Linked DNA regions of Mus musculus: region 2 is linked to region 1. Evidence: chromatin loops called from intact Hi-C (ENCODE). Cell type or tissue: heart. All regions are shown on one strand.

Evidence for each region. Hi-C counts contacts between places; a loop is a spot of excess contacts. Peaks named below come from ENCODE experiments on the same cell type or tissue, not always from the same donor. Only the 100,000 strongest peaks of a DNase experiment are listed, where the experiment ranks them.
Region 2: a loop joins it to region 1, with 2.2 times the contacts of the local background. A loop is called at or near these places in 5 of 42 quality-filtered maps.

What each region holds. Positions count from the first base shown.
Region 1 is chr14:79,176,511-79,184,510 of GRCm38, reverse strand. It overlaps Vwa8 (von Willebrand factor A domain containing 8), which reads right to left. Exons shown (of 45, transcript NM_027906.1): 41 at 3,645-3,770; 42 at 1,380-1,538. Gm4632 (predicted gene 4632) reads left to right here. Exons shown (of 3, transcript NR_152203.1): 2 at 4,300-4,389; 3 at 5,285-5,618. Among named protein-coding and RNA genes, the nearest start is that of Gm4632, 19 kb to the left of the region's middle. In heart, no CTCF peak of the experiment used is centred here; DNase peaks (open chromatin) are centred at 270, 1,030, 3,980 and 4,220; H3K27me3 peaks cover 446 bases.
Region 2 is chr14:79,296,234-79,304,233 of GRCm38, reverse strand. It overlaps Rgcc (regulator of cell cycle), which reads left to right and starts at 2,599. Exons shown (of 5, transcript NM_025427.2): 1 at 2,599-2,785; 2 at 3,334-3,519. The coding sequence starts at 2,737. In heart, CTCF peaks have their summits at 2,469 and 2,674; DNase peaks (open chromatin) are centred at 2,573 and 4,801; H3K4me3 peaks cover 2,155 bases; H3K27ac peaks cover 1,848 bases; H3K27me3 peaks cover 2,826 bases.

The DNA of each region.
Region 1 (8,000 bases):
TGACCCATGGCTGTCTAGCCACCCATTGGTCAAAATGGTTTAAATAAACATTTTCTATTAAAAAAAAAAAAAACAAACCCAGATGCAATCACATGTGAGGTCCCGGAGGGTCAAGAGATGGAAAGTTTCAGAGTGGACAGCATGGAGAGTGCGCTTTAAAAGGCTGACCACCTCTGGCTCCCACAGGAGGAAGTAGTGCGTCTTACAAGCTGTGCAATGCTAGCTCGGAAGCATCCCAGACTTCCCGTGTCCTGTCCTCACCCTGACAGAGTGAGTCTTTGATTGGGGTTCTGGGAATGCTGGCAACTACAATAGAGCCAAGAGGGACTCTTACATAGTTCCCCGGGTTTCGGTGACCACGAGGGATAGCATTGCTGTCATGAAGGGAAGCAGAGCTTTCTCGTGCTCAGCCGTGTGTTAGATGCATTTATCCCTGTACTGTGTGTGCAGAGCCTTGCAGCCCCGCGGTAGTCATGCTGGACGCTGCTCGCTGCTCCCCACTGAGCCCTGAAAGGCCATTGTCCCAGAGACTACACAGGAACCCTGGGAGAGCCAGTGGACTGCACCCTTCACAAGGAGCCCAAGGGAAATGGGAAGCCAACTGGTCTCTTGTTTTTGCGTAATACAGAGCCATGGCATGGGGCACAGTCTTCAGGTACAGGTGGGGTGCCTGCTTAAATGGCAATGGATTTGAGACTCCGTTGCTCAAGGATTGTTTTATCCATTAAAGAGTTTGCATGCTTAGGTTGTGTGCCCTTCACAATATCTGTACATACCATGGCTCTCTCTGGCATGTGTTGGTAGTCAGGTTTTCTGCTGTGATGCCTGTGTTTTCTATGGACAATCACAAGAAGATGAGGTGGCTCCTACTGGCTGGCGACATTGTAGAGTGGGAATTGCCTCCCTATCCTCAGACCTCTGAAATGGGGGATTTGATAGCAAACTGCACAACAACAAGCTGGAAATGGTTTGAGCAGAGGGCAGCTTCCTCTCGGGTGAATTGCCATGCCAGCTGCGGATGTATGTTATTGTTGGCTCACTGTTCACAGGATGCTGTGCGCAGACCTTGGCTGCTGATGGGATGTCAGCGTTCAGAGGCACTCGGTGAGGATGCCCAGGAAAATGAGAACAGGCTTCGGAGTTTCCAGGAAACCCTGCAGTTTAGCATCACACAACTTACATGTTGCAGTGCTTTGCTCTGTGGGAACTAGAGGTTACTGGGCCCTTCAGTTATGTTACTGTTAGTTAGAACAGGTGAAGCAGCAGCCATGTTCCCTGCTGCTGAGAGAATGGTGCCTGGAGCTCTGGGTGGAGTCTGCATCCACCTTACCGGTACTGACCCTAAGTGACCAATGACGCTCTACCACTGGAACCATTACCTTGAATTTCTCCTCGTAGTTCTCGAAGGCTTCCATGACCATGCACACTGCCTCCATCGAGCGCTCTAGCCGGCGATCCACCCCGTTGAAGCGGTACATGCTGCCGGAGACGTCCACCACCAGGCGCAGGCGCTTGGGCTTCTGTTGTGGACTACCCAGCTGAGGGAGGGGATGGCAGAAAACCATGGTCAGCTGGCTTCTTGCCCAGGCTCTGAGGTGGCAGCCCAAGGTGGGCAGGTCTGTACAGGGCTGTCCCAGAGGGTGGAGGTAATGGCGGTACCCTAGTAAGCAGATGTCAGACTGGCTGCACAAGGAAAAGAACTGCCTCTGGGATATGGTAAAGCTACCGTCCGGAGGTTGACAACTTAAAGATAATGCATTTTAGAAATGTCAGCCTGGGAGGATAGAAGCCCCACGTCCTTTACTCTGTGCGTCAGCATCCCTACGCAGTCACTTGAAGGTCATTTTTCACCTAGGCTGAAGAAATACCAGACTGTTACAGCACAGTTACGTGAGAGGTGGCCTGGCCAAGAGCGTAAGCGTTTTCCGAACGCCTCTTTAGAGCTTTTGGGTTTTCTTCTGCTTGCTGAACTTTTTTCTTTTTCTTTTCTTGGCAGTTAGAGTGGCATTGAACCGCTATCTGGCAAAAATTACTGATTAAAATGTGAAATCTTAGAGATCAGCTTGGGGCCCAGACCCGCCAATGCACTTTTTTTTTAGATTGTCAGTAATAATAAATAAGAAAAAGTCCAGATTATTCTACTATTATATACTTGCTGGCATGCATGAAATATGATAGGCAGAACTAATAATTTCAAGAAAATCCTGTAGAGGGTGGTGAGATGGCTCATGAGATGGCTTGGTGGCTAAGGAACTTGCCATGGAGCCTGACTACATGGGAGAAGGAGAGAACTGAGTCCTGCATGCTGTCCTCAGACTTCCATATACCTGCTGTGGCATGCATGGCTCCTCCCCTGTGTGTGTGTGTGTACATCACATATATGCATATATGCAGGATAAATAAATAACTTAAGATATCATGAATGTTTAGAGAATAACAGTAGGAAGCAAATCTTATACATCCCTTTAAACTATGTTGAGTGTCCCTGATTAGAAGCAGCGTGGCACACACGTGTGCATGACTAACTCACAGATGTGTCCACAACTTGCTGACCACAGTGAGTCAGAGAAAGCAGCTGTTGACTCATGGCAATGACATAGAAATAAGACCTCCCAAATTACTACCAGATCCACTCTGAGTAAACATTACAGAGAGTGACACTCCTGTCCTCGCTCGTTGCGCCCCGGCTCCCGGTGGCTACTCACCAGTTTTGATTATTCAGGGCGATAGAAAACCCCAAAGTTCACTAGGATTCAATAGTTGACCATGTTGCCACAGTCTGGTGAATACTTATTTACTACAATTAGTATAACTTAAGAGAGAATTCCTTGTTTCCTACAAACTGAAGGCATGTGATAGACACAGATTGTTACAGTTCAGGAGAGCAGGAGACCGTATGATTGCTCTGTTTCTCTCTCCTGAAGACTCCTCTGGGATCCACAAGCAGCAGGGCATCTCCCATCCCCACATCCTCAGAGCACCCACTCTGCATCTGGGGAGTGGATGGACCTGGAGGTGGCCGCATAGGTAGCTTTTGGCTTCTGGCTTTCTGGCTACTGGCTGGTGCAGGGCTGGTGGGCAGTGCTTGTTCTTGGTTTCTTCTCTGAGGTGGCTGGACTAGGGTAGGAAGGCTGGCTTCCCCTCCACTGAGGACCATAGCACCGTGAACTACCCTCTTCTGTTCTGATATAAACTAGCATCTTCCGGTTTTACTATTTATTCCCTTGCTTCGCCTGGTTGAACCTTAGGTCACAGTCTGAACTCTGGTGTTAACTCCTCTAAATTTGGTTAAAGCTCACCCTGCCTTTGCTGGTTTTGATGCTGTTTTGGGAAAGGGTGTCTGTACGTAGCCCTGGCTGTCCTGGGCTCACTTTGTAGATCAGTGTGCTTTCAGCCTCTGACGCTTGAGGGTCAGGATTAGAAGAGTGCATCACCATGCCTGGCTCTTGCATTGCTTGTTCTTAATATTATTCTATTTTGTGTACGTGTTCCATATCGTGAGCCTTTTTAAAAAAAAGTTATGTTTCCCATAATGCTTTCTGTAGTTGCATATTTTGGGTTAATGGTGTTTTGACACAACTCATGAACTCTGTACAGAAGGCTGAACTATGTGGATCTGAGGCTCGGGGTTCCCCATTATTTACCTGGGGTTCCAGGTCACCCCGACGTTTGTAGATGGACTTTTCTCCCGCCAGCCCGTCAATGATCTTGGCGTCGTCCAGTTCTCCGGTAGCTTGGTGTCTTAGCCACTGTCTTTCTTTGCCTTTAGCCTGCAATGTCACCGACAAAGACACATGAATCTTTACGTGCTTAGTGCTACAGTTCTTTGACACACTTTCTTTCATGAATAACAGGAAATACACCGGGATCCTATCAGTCAGAGAGGTCTCTGCCAGAATGTGGTCACATGGCCTCTGCTCTGCTTATGAGAAAGGCCTTTGGAGTGTGGTTTCTCAGCTGTAATTGTTTTAACACATGGAACAATACAAAGAACTTGCACAGAGGACATACGAACAGGAAGACGGTATGCAGATGAACCCCAAGGGAAAGTTCAATGTCTGGAAATGTAATGATGACGTATTTCTTATGGATTTTCTGTTACAGGGATCCCAGAAAATTTATTAGGTAACAAAACAATCAGCTTGAACTTGTTAACGGTGACAGAGTCTGTGCGCTGAGCTTCAGCCGTCTCCCTTCTGCATGGGAATTTAGTCAGGTTCCCGAGACTGTGTGTGCAAACTGGAACAGCTGGGGAGGATGGGAGCCGCCTGTGTGACACATGGCTCTCCGCTTTTCTAGGTCTGGAAAGCATCTGAACTTTTTGGAAGGTACTTCCACAGCATGCTTTGCCACAGTAACACAACTGTGCCAGACAGCCCAAGCAGACAGGTAAAGGATAAAAAAAACCTCTGTGCTGGATAGTTTTATGTCAGCCTGACACAAGCTAAAGCCACCTGAGAGGAAGAGACCTAAACAAAGGCCTCTGTAAGATGAGGCTGTGGACAGTCTGCAGGGCATCTTCTTGGTGACTGATGCGGGAGGGCCCAGCTCATTGTGGGTGGTACCATCCCTGGGCTGATAAGAAGGCAGGCTGAGCAAGCCAGCAGGCAGCACCCCGCCACTGCCTCGGCAGTAGTTGCTGCCCTGTTTGAGCTCCTGTCTTAATAATGATGTAGAGGGATAAGCTAAACAAACACTTTCCTCCGCATGTTGCTACGGTGTCTCATCGTAGTAACAGAAACCCTAACTGACTAAGACGAACTCTAACATCCCAAGGAAGGTGCATACTTAAGAGAGCCCATGACCGCAGCTACATTGCGATCTATGCTAAAGGAGCCTTGGGAATACAAACCAGACTTTAGGACACACTCTGTCTCAGAAATATAAAAATATGGGGAAGAATGGAATTAGAATATTTTCTATTTCCTTTATGGTGACAGGAGGGGTTTAAATTTAGTTTTCTATAGCTGTGGTAGGCATTAAAAATTCACTAAAAGAACTTGATGTGGCATGGGACTGAAATCATGCCGGGCTAACATGGCCATGCAGCAGCTAACAGAGTGGGTGGGGAAGCCTCAGGGTCATCACCTTTGATTTATGAAAATTAGTGAATAAAGGTTTAACAATGGTGCATCTGTTACCTAACATGACATACAATTTTATACCAGTACAAATCCCATATTCCTCCTGAGCCCAGCTTAAGAATTCAACTTTCGTACCATTTTGATGACAGCTAGCTACTGCAACTATGTCACATTCATTCACTTTTTCTTTATTTCCCTAGTGGCTAACCATGCGGGAGTCAGTCCTCGGCAGTGATGCCCAGCAATGCCAGGCCTCCAAGGAAGCCTGCGGTATCACCAACCAGTCACCAGAATGACAGGAGCCAAGTCCCCATCCCTGCTTCAGGGGTGGTGGCCTGAGAAGATTGTGGGAACGAAGGCTCAAGGTTTATATTTGCCCTCCTTCCTGTCACTGGTAGCTACATATCTTACCATGACTTTCCATGATCTGAGCTTTGTGCCAGGATACACTATTTCTGTGCACTCATGGAATTCTTGCCAAGAATATACACGTGGGCCAACTGCCCACCAGAATTAAAATATCCATGTTGGTGAGCTACAGGTTTCTTTTTTTTTCTCCCCCATTACAGGTTTCTTTATTTCATATTTACATTAATATATAATATTCATTTATAATTTTGATAAAGGAATGATACTCCAAATATATAAAATTCTCTTAAAACCCATGTTCTAAAAAGTTAAAAATGGGCAAAAACCTATGGGAAAACCTGTTACACTAAATGGGCATATTGTCAAATTACATTCTTACTATTTATGTTTACAGTCATAGATCAGTGCTGCCCTCAGCCTTGCTCAGAGAGCTTCTTATTGTGGTGGCAGTGAATGCTGAGGCACCACTGAATGCGCACTCTCTGGGGGGCATCGACATCTCCATGTTTAAGGCTCAGGAAACAAAGCACAGGAGGGAGAGCTGAAAGAAGGGTGAAGGGTGTGATGGGTGTTATGAAATGACACGGCCGTTGCATGCACAGACTAACAGCAGCTACCACTACCTGCAGAAAACACACCCAAGACGAGCTTTCAACACCCCATCGTGGGTGGGAGCAGGGCTCGTGAGGTCCCACCTCTATCCTGAGGAGTTACTGGCAGTTAATGGTTGCTATAGCCACTGGCAAGTTGCCCAGAGTCCAGCAATAACCCTATAGCCATCTTCACATAAGCCGCCCCCCCCCATACCCGTAAACTCAGGGGGTCTCTAAGACAAGACACAAAGCTGGAGGGAACCTGCTGAGAGGAAGTGTGTGTGTGTGTGTGTGTGTGTGTGTGTGTTGGGGTGTATGATCAAAATACATCATATACATGAGTCTCAAAGAGTAAGTCTTTTTAAAGGCCAACACCTTAGTACCAGTGTGCCTTCTTTGCTGTGGGGCCTGCTCAACTGTACATGTGAGAGCACGTCTGACATTCTCCACCATTAGATTAAAACAGCTATGAGATATCATCCTATGCCTAGGAATGGCCCTGATCCAAGCCGCTGACAACACCAAGTGTGGGCGAAGAAGGGCTGAGTGAATGAACGCTCACTGCCGGTGGAGCTGCTATAGCCACTTGTGAAGACAGTTTGGCAGTTTCTTGTAAAACAAAACTCACTCTCATAATCCAGCAACTGCAAGCCGTGGTATTTACACAACACGTAAGAAACTTGCATCTACACACACAAACACACACAAATTATACATGGTGTTTTATGCATAACTGCAAAACCTTGGAAGCAACCGAGATATAACTGGGTAAACTGTGGTATGTTCTAGCAATGGAATATTATTCAGCATCAGAAGAAATGAACCATTACATCTGTAGCGCTCTTGCTGTAATAAAGTGAGTAGAACGCTGTGGTTTGTTTCTTTATGCGTGACCGTACGGGGCTGGAGAGGTGGTTCAATGGTTAGAGCACCTAGTGCTTTGTAGAGGATTCACATTTGGTTTCCAGCACACTCATCAAATGCTCACAGCAACCCATAATTCCAGTATAGGGGGATCTGATGCCTACTTCTGACCTCTACAATGACTGTACTTATATAATTTTGAAAAATTAGCATAGTGAAGACTGCCATATAGGTGTGCCTAATTTAAGAAAGTTTTATAAAAAGACTTTAAAAACCTTTACTGTGAGGCAGCCCTCAAGACCACAAAGTGGTTGTTAACAATTTCTGACCCAGAACTTGTAACAGAGGACAAGAAGTTGATTCCTAGTTGCAGGTGCCATGGACCTTGGACAGGGAGAAAGCGGCTCAGATATCGAGTGCTGTAGAGTCATGCGATTCCGGGGAGCCTTGGTGCACAGATGCAGCAAAGTGAAGAGTTTTTCTTTCATGATAATAATTATGACAATTCTTTTAAAACACGATAAAAGTGTTTCTTTCTGCTTGGACATGGGTTACTGTTACTGCCCTTGATGGGGAAGTTATTTTTCTCTTAGAATATCCTAATTGTTATCTTTGGTTATCACCCAAGACTGGAGAGTTTAGTCTTAATTTTCTTAAGCGGCCCTTATTTTCCTGTAATGATCATCATCCCAAAGCATTCTCTAGCACAAAGACTGTTTCCTTAAACTATGTCAAGAGAAGACTAGGACTTTGGGGCTGGCAAGATGGCTAATCCAGTAAAGGAGCTTGCGGTCAGCCTGAAAACTCGAGTTCAATCCCTGGGACCCACTTGGCAGAAGGGAGAACTGACTCCAGAAAGTTGTCCTCTGACCTCCACACATGCATTATATGCATGTATCTCCCCGTACACACGCACACACGCACACACACACACACACACACACACACACAAATGCAATAAAAATAACTGTCCAAAGACCCAGCTACACCACTTCTGGGTGCTTTGTTCCAGATTTTACATTTCCTCTATGTATTCTGATGGCCCCAGGACATGAGACTCGGACACTGTATAAGGTACTCTCATGATGCT
Region 2 (8,000 bases), 120 kb before region 1:
ACCTTGGGGTGGCCTGAACATTACAATCTCATTGCAAGTTTGATCCTGTCAAACAGCGGGGCCTTTGTGAACTGGCTGTCACCAGAATAGAGCTCTCCCAGATGGAAGTAAGGGTTACCAAAGGGCTTGAAGGGGGCGCCGTTTGCTCTTTCCTTCCTTTCGCCCTGTGAGCAATCAGCAAGCCCTCACCAGACAGCACTGGGTGGGAGTCTTGATCTTGGGCCGCCTGGCCTTCGGAACAGTGGGGAAGAAATCTCCGTGATTCACAAATTACCTAGCCTGTGATATTTTATTATATGATAGCAAAGCATATCTACGGGAGAGACCGGTTAAAATAAAGATCGGGTCTTTACAGCACTAGAAGTCCTGACTTTCCTGTTGGAAATTAAAGGAGACATCAAGTCTTTTTCTTGAGGCCATTGCAGCCAGAGACTGAATGACTGAATGAGCTTTTGAAACCTGGAAGTTAGGTAAGTCTCAGTGAGGAGATGAAGGATACAGCTCCCCGTGCCTCCTGAGGGACGGGTTGCACCTGAACACTGAGGTCATTGACTATCTCTGTCACCACTGTCAGGTGGGGGGGGGGGGCATAAAAGGCCCTAGGATATGGAGCCCAGCCAGAAGGCTCTGGAGAACAAGGGTTTAAACCTTTACCTGGTTCTAGGGAAGAAATCAACACATGTGCAGCACTGAGTGAGGCCTTTGCACTGAGATGTGTGTAAGGATGGGCTGGGGGCAACCCAATTTCACACCAGGTGAACTGTGGACAAATGAATTGTGTTCCACGCACTAACTGAACAGGTAATTGGCATCTTTTTTTTTTTTTTTTTTTTTTTTGGCTGCTCCTCCCAGATTGGTTGCTGCTGTTGGCTTATCTGCTCTGGGGCTCAGTGCCACCCTTGACTGCTTAGTTCTTCTTCACCCTAGGGAGGCAGGGTGTGGCTAACTTCAAAGTGGTGCTGAAAAGAGACAGGCCTGCCTTCTATTAAACCACTAAGGGGTAGGCAAGCCCCTTAGCTGCTCTATTCCAGTTTTCACACCTGCCGACCACTGGCAATGATTATATTATTCAGGGGTGGCTGTCAGGAGTGACCTGGTGCATGCCACATTCTGACACCTAGGAAGGCTGGAGTCACTGGGGAAAGATGTCCTCACATAACACCATCCAAAGATTCTGTGATGATGGCCGTTGATCACTTGAAAGTGTCTAGTATAGCTAAGGAAGTGTCTGGTGTAGTTAAGAAAGTGTCTGGTGTCTGGACTGAAAACTTTCACTTTATTCAATTTTGATTGTTTTACATTTATTTATTTATTTTCTTTTGCAGGTCTGAGGATGAGCCTTCAGACTCAGGGCTCACCCATGCTAGGCAAGCACTTTATTGCTAAATCATATTCCCAGGCCCCAGCTAGCCCCTTACTTTACATTAATTTAGTGGTGTGTGTGTGTGTGTGTGTGTGTGTGTGTGTGTGTGTGTGTATGTGTGTGTGTGGTGTGTGTGTGGTATGTGTGTGTGTAGCATGTGCATATATGCACACAAGGCGTATGTTGTGCCGGACAAGATCAGAGGTCAACCGCAAATGTGATCGATTCCCTGGGCACTGCCCACCTCCATTTTTAAGATACAGCTTTTCATTGACTTGGAGTTCTCACTTTGGGATTGGCTGGGGAGTCCCAGGGATTTGCCAGCCTTTGCCTCTCAGGGCTGGGATTATAAGTGGTGTCCATCTAGTTTGGATTTTTTAATGTGGATTTTGGGGCTTGAACTTGGATCTTCATGCGTGCACAGTAAACTCTTTACAGACAGGATTGTACTATGTAGGGTTTTTTTTCTTTTCTTTTCATGCAGTAGTCCTCAAATCTCCACTCTCTTGCCTAGACCCCCTTCTACCATCCTCCTTAGGGCTGGGACTATAGGCGCAGGCCACCAGCAGGCCTCTTATTTTACGTTTAATAACTACCTGGGGCAAAGGGCTGTTGGTCACCTGAGGCAGGAATTCTACTGGGCTGTGCTAAGGATGGACGCTCAATCATACGGACCCTATACCAGAATGCATCTGTCCATGTGGTACTCTGCGCTCAAAGATCATCTCAATTGAAGACTGCATTCACCTCAACCCACTGCCCTCAGCTGTCCACTCTGTCCACGCACAACCTTATAAATTCCTTGAGAAAAGTCAGATGGAGGACTGGTTCTTTGCAGAGGCTACTGAGGCCCTTGGCTCCTTTATTTTTGCAGCAAACAAGGAGGCTTTCTGCATGTGCAGTTCCATTTCATAGATGAGGCTCAAGGAGGCTCAGCCAGAAGGCGGGAAACAGGGTAAACTCTTGGAGAACTCTGATGCCCGCAAAGACACTTCCTTGGGTCGGGTTGTCAGGGTGGTAGAGAAAGCGGCGGGTAAATATTTGGGGCGGTATCCTGGACTCCGGCGACACCCGTCACTGCGGTTCTTCAGAGGCCAGCGCGTGGCTAGGGCGGTGCCGGGAGTAGGGGGTGGAGGGACAGGGGCGTCCCCTAGGTCGTCTGGGACTTACTCAGCAGCCCCGCCCCGCCCCGCCCCTGCCGGTGGCTATAAGACGGAGTAGCCGGCGGGTGGCGCGGCTCAGGCGAGTAGCTAGCGCTCAGGCTCGGCAAGGAGCAAGGCAGAGGCACCGGAGCAGACTGCAGTGCAGGCGGCAGCCACCAGGGCCAACACCTCGCAGCATCTCTGCTACGCGTGTCACTGAGCAACTTCTCCATGAAGCCGCCCTCAGCGCAGAGCAGTCCCGCGGCGGTCGCGGCCGCAGGTGAGTGCCTATTTGGAGGTGTCTTCTCCACCTCTGCGCCCCGGGATCGAAGCCAGGGACTGCGTCCACGCTAAGCTACACTCTCAGCTCCGGGGCCCCTGAGAGCTGGAGCCTGCAAGTAGGGGCGAGAGAACAGAGGTCGCTAAGGTCTTCTTCCACTGCCCACCCTTCTGTCCTCCATCACCCTGGCATCCCGTCTCCGGATCGCTCGTCCGATGCAGGTTTAGTTTGGTTTTCCACGCGGGACAAGGAACCGGAGTCTGACACGTAACGGGTGCCTGCTGACTCAGACTTCCCGCCGCCACGCGCTCCAGGGAGCGAGCGTGGGCAACAGTAGGAAAGCGCGTGGGGTGGGCTAGGTGACTTCCAGACTTTCAGCTCAACCCACGGAGGCTTCTTCTCCTCCGTGTCTGGTGACAGGCGCTTTAGAGGGTGGTTGGGAGGTTACGGAGTAACTGACTGCGTGGCTGTCACTGGCAAAGGCAGAGTGGAGTTCTAGGGAACGCTGGCCGCCCCTCCAGATGCCCTCTGTGCCCTCCCTCCCCTAGCCCCGGCCATGGACTCCGCGGCCGCTGCAGACCTGACCGACGTGCTGTGCGAGTTCGACGCGGTGCTGGCCGACTTCGCGTCGCCCTTCCACGAGCGCCACTTCCACTATGAGGAGCACCTAGAGCGCATGAAGCGGCGCAGCAGCGCCAGCGTCAGCGACAGCAGCGGCTTCAGCGACTCGGAGAGTAAGTGAAGCCCTGTTGAAGTCAGTAATCCTCAGACTCAGGCTTCCTAAAGCTCTAGATTCACCTGGGTTATCTTTAAACTGAGGCACGACATCTGGGGAAAGTCAGACCCGGGGATCTGCACGGCTCTGAGATGCCTGAAGAGTTGACTTTCTGAGTCGTTAGCCCAGATGTGCGGGGGTCATTAAGGCGTTCTTGGGGAGAGAGGTACGAGGGTGGGTGGGTGGCTCTTAAAGAGCTGTGGGTCTACCTGTCACGGCAGGTGTGTACCATGAGGCCTGAGGGTTTGTGCAGTCAGCCAGAACTCCTGGGAGTCCAGCCAGGCCTTCCAACCTTTTCCCGCCTTTCTACCCACTCTTCGCTCTTCATTTTTTTTTTTTTATTTTATTTTATTTTGAGACTCTCCCAAGGTGATCTATGTAGCTGCGGGTGACCTCGAACCTCTCTGATCCTCTTTCCTCGGGCTTCAGGGTGCTGGGGTGACAGTGCAATGCCACCACATTTAGGCACATCAGTTTATAGGCAATGCTGGGGGTCAGACCTAGGGCTTCTTGCACGCTAGGCAAACACTAGACCAACAGCACCCTCCCTTTCCTTTTCCAGAATGGGTGTTGGGGAACATGAGGACACGAGTGAGCACAAGAATGAAACATTTGTGAAACCAAAATGGTTTCATAAGCTGCTGTTTTTGGAATGCTTGAAATAACTTCGTTCACTTTCTGCCTAGCTCCCAGGCTCTTTCGCCACTCCAGGCACTTTTGAAACAGTCTCCCGCTGGGCTGCTGAGTTCAAGTACAGGGTTTCAGGCACGCCCACCCTCCAGGTTACCCACAGAAGGTCATCCTAGTAACCTTTTCCACATTGCCTCTGGAGAGGGGAAGGGGGAGGGGAGGGGGAGGGGGAGGGGGAGGGGGAGAGAGAGAGTTAGTTTTCAGTAACTCAAGTGACCTGCAAGAACAGTGAATTTGGTGACCTTTTATTTATTATTATATAATTGTTTTCAAATCTTGGCTTATTCACTGTTTTTCAATGTGAACTTTAAATTCTGTTTGTTCTTGTGCCCTTAGTCCCTAGATACAGGCTCAGACATCACCAATTGTGCTGTCCCCAACTCTGGGAGTAAAAGTCACATTGCTGTTTTGAAATCTAGAAACATTTTCCTTTGTTACTAGGTGAAGATTCTGAGCCTGAGCTGTCCTCCTGAGAAGGGATGATGTTTGACATCCAGGTCAGGATTTGAATCTGAAACCCAAGCTCTGGTTTGATTTTCCTTAGCCACCTACACAGATCACCACGTGACTTAGGGGGCGAAGGGGGAGGGAAGAGGGCTGGTGAGCTGTTCATTTCCATTTAGAACTTTTGCGTCTTGATGCCAATGACCTGGTCACTTGTTCTCAGCAGTCAAGTGAAGCCTGACGCTGGAAATTTTTCTCCACAGCTGTGGTGTAACTTGAATATATTTCTTTCCACTGGGTCAAGGAACAAATTTTTCATTGTGTATAAATTCTCTTCTCCACAGAAGAGAAGGCTAGGTCTGTCCCCGATGCTCTGTAATCAAGTTCAGCTCCTTGCTAAGCCCCAGCCTCAGTCTAGATTAGAGTCTGAATTTGTGCAGTGATGTCGAACAGCACCCACCAGTTCTGCCAGGAGGGGTTTCAGATCCACGGTATGTTTTTAGGAGTCTCAAAAAGAGAATTCACCACAGTTTCTTAACAGTTGGAGAGAAGATTGACAGAATTTGCAGTTTTCTTAGGCATATCTCTGTGCATTTTGCTTTCTGCTTTTGTTGTCAACTTAAGCTTTCTTTCTGTGGTGGTTGGAGAGTAACAGGGAGGATCTAAGAAAGCACAGATGACCTTGGTCTTTGCCGTCAATGTGGTTTTGTTCCCTGCATGCTTAGAAATCGTCTTGGAGGGCTGGAGAGATGGCTCAGCGGTTAAGAAATCGTCTTGGTGGATTTTGTGTGCATCTAAGTCATGCTTTCTTAAGGACACATAATATGTCTGTCTTAATTGTCTCCAGGAATGGAGTGCAGACATTCCTAATACTTGTCTGTCTGGTGGAAGTGGATGTCTGGGAGAGGTGCAGCCCACTGAAACTTAGCTCTCCTGAGAGGGCCAATCAGGCTTATCATGGTGGTGGTGGCAGCTAGCTTACTTTTAGCAAGCCCTCACTGGGGTTGCTATGATTGTAACGTGATAGCTCTTGTTATCAGCCATCTCTGGCTGGTCTTCCAATGTTATCACACAAAATCTTTACCACAGTCCTACAAGTTAGGCACTTTTATCTTCATTAGTTTTGCTCTGGTTGCCTAGCATGTGAGCCAGAACTTGAGTAGCCCAGCGTTCCCTCAAGCTCAGATCATGTATCTTTTTGTACGTGGTATTGCAGGTCCTTTTCAAGGCTTTCAGGATCAAAGGTCTGTGGACCTAGGTGATGAATATTCCTCCTCATTTTTGAAAAATACTACCCCCCCATTAAAAAAAAACAAAAAACAAAAGCAGGTTGCAGGACTGGAGTGATGACTCAGAGGTAAAGGACAGGTATTGCTTTCCAAAAGGACCAGACTTCGGTTCTGAACACCCATGTTGACAGCTCACAACTGCCCTGCCTGGAACTCGATCTGACACCTTTGGCCTCCAAGGGCACCATTCTCAAATGCACAGACACACACATTCACACTGGGGATAAGTGAAAGTGGATTTTTAAAAGGGCTGTGTCTTTCCCATAGCACTCTGTTAGGAACAGTTTTAAGAGTCTCAGTAAAAGAGCAATGCAGATGGGAGCTAGAAAAGTGGTCTTCAGGTTTGAGCCTTTGGGGTGCTGTAGAAGTTGAACATCTTTGGGTTTGTTTGTTTATTTATTTATTTACTTATTTATTTATTTAGGTTCTTTCAAGCCAGGGTCTTACTATGTAGCTCTCTCTGGCTATCTTGGAACTCACTATATAAACCAGGCTGGCCCTCAGACTCACCAAGATCCAAGTGATGGGATTAAAGTTGTGTGCCTAGCTTTTGTTCAGTATTTTTTTTTTTAGCTTTAAAAGTAATCTTTAAGTGGGTTTAATAAAGCTTTCACCCATTCTATCCCAAATTTTATCCCATGTATTTATTGTATGCTTCTACTGGTTGACTTCGTAAATGGTTTATTATACTGACTTATGCCTTTAAAGATGAGGCTGAGGTGTGATTCTTATATATTAGGGTTTCACATAAGTCATCCTGTGAGAGGACAAGTGTGCTGCTGTTTAATAGGAAAGGTCTGAGGTCTACTGTCCATGCCGTAGCTATGATAAGATTGTAGATATTTGGGGAGAATAGGGACTGGGTGCTTTAGCATAGCAACACTTAGAACATCTACTTATGTTTAGAATATGCTGGTCTGGCTCTGAGAGAGGAGACCTTAGGAATCCTAGAAACCAGAATGACAGTTACCAAGCCAGTGGCTAATGGAGCTGAGGAGTCGGGAGTTGAAACCTGGCAAGGTGTGAGGAGGAGGAGCCCTCCAGATACCTGGTACCACATTAGGAACGGAGTGAGTGACAGATCGTATTCTCTGATATCTGGTATGCTATCTTAGAGGGTCAGGGCCGTTCCAGAGGGTGTGGGGGGGGGGGGCACAATGATCAAACAGAGACCCAGGGTTCTTTGGCACTGTGCCATGCTTCACTGAAGCTGTCAGAATTTAGAATTGGAGGAGAAGAAAGACCCTCCCTCATGCCTGCCATTCCCCATGGGACCAGCGCAACAGACACAGGGCTTCCTTTTTCTTGGTTAATTACTGTAGTTCCCTTGCTGCAGATGTGTGGACTGTTCTATATTTGCAGGAACTCTGGGCAAGGCTCGCTGTCTGTGGTTTTACTTTTCTTCAGGGTAGCATGTGTCCGTTCTAACCCTAAATTACCTTTCTCCCAACCCCCAAACCAAAAACAAAAAACAAAAAACAAAACACAAACTATGCCTTTAAAAAACAAAAAAAAAAACAAAAAAAAAAAACAAAGCTTCTGTTTGTACTATGGAATTTCTTATACTTGATGGGTATACCTAAAGTTAGGGGTTGTGTATATATAATATGCCTTTGTTTATTTATTTTTGATGGTCTCTAAGGAGACCCAGTCCCAGAATCTGAGATTCCAATACATTAAATGGATCAGGAATTTAAAGGATGTTTGCAATGGGGATTTGATTCTGGTGAGGTGGGCTTTCAAGGCCGTCTGAAGTAGACGCCTTAAGGTCTACCTTACCACATTTAAAGGTTCCTCAGATCATCACTGGGCCCCTTGATCATGACAACACTAGATAGCAGGGTGGGACAGCAGTACATGTCTGTGCTATCAGCCAGAGGCACACCGTTGTCATTTTATCAGACTGACTGAATATTATTTTTGCAAGAGCTAGCGTTCTAAGGGAGTGAGCACAGCCGGAGGCTGAACCTGGCTCACCTATCCATCTGCCATAACCTCTAGCACGAGATTCCGTTCA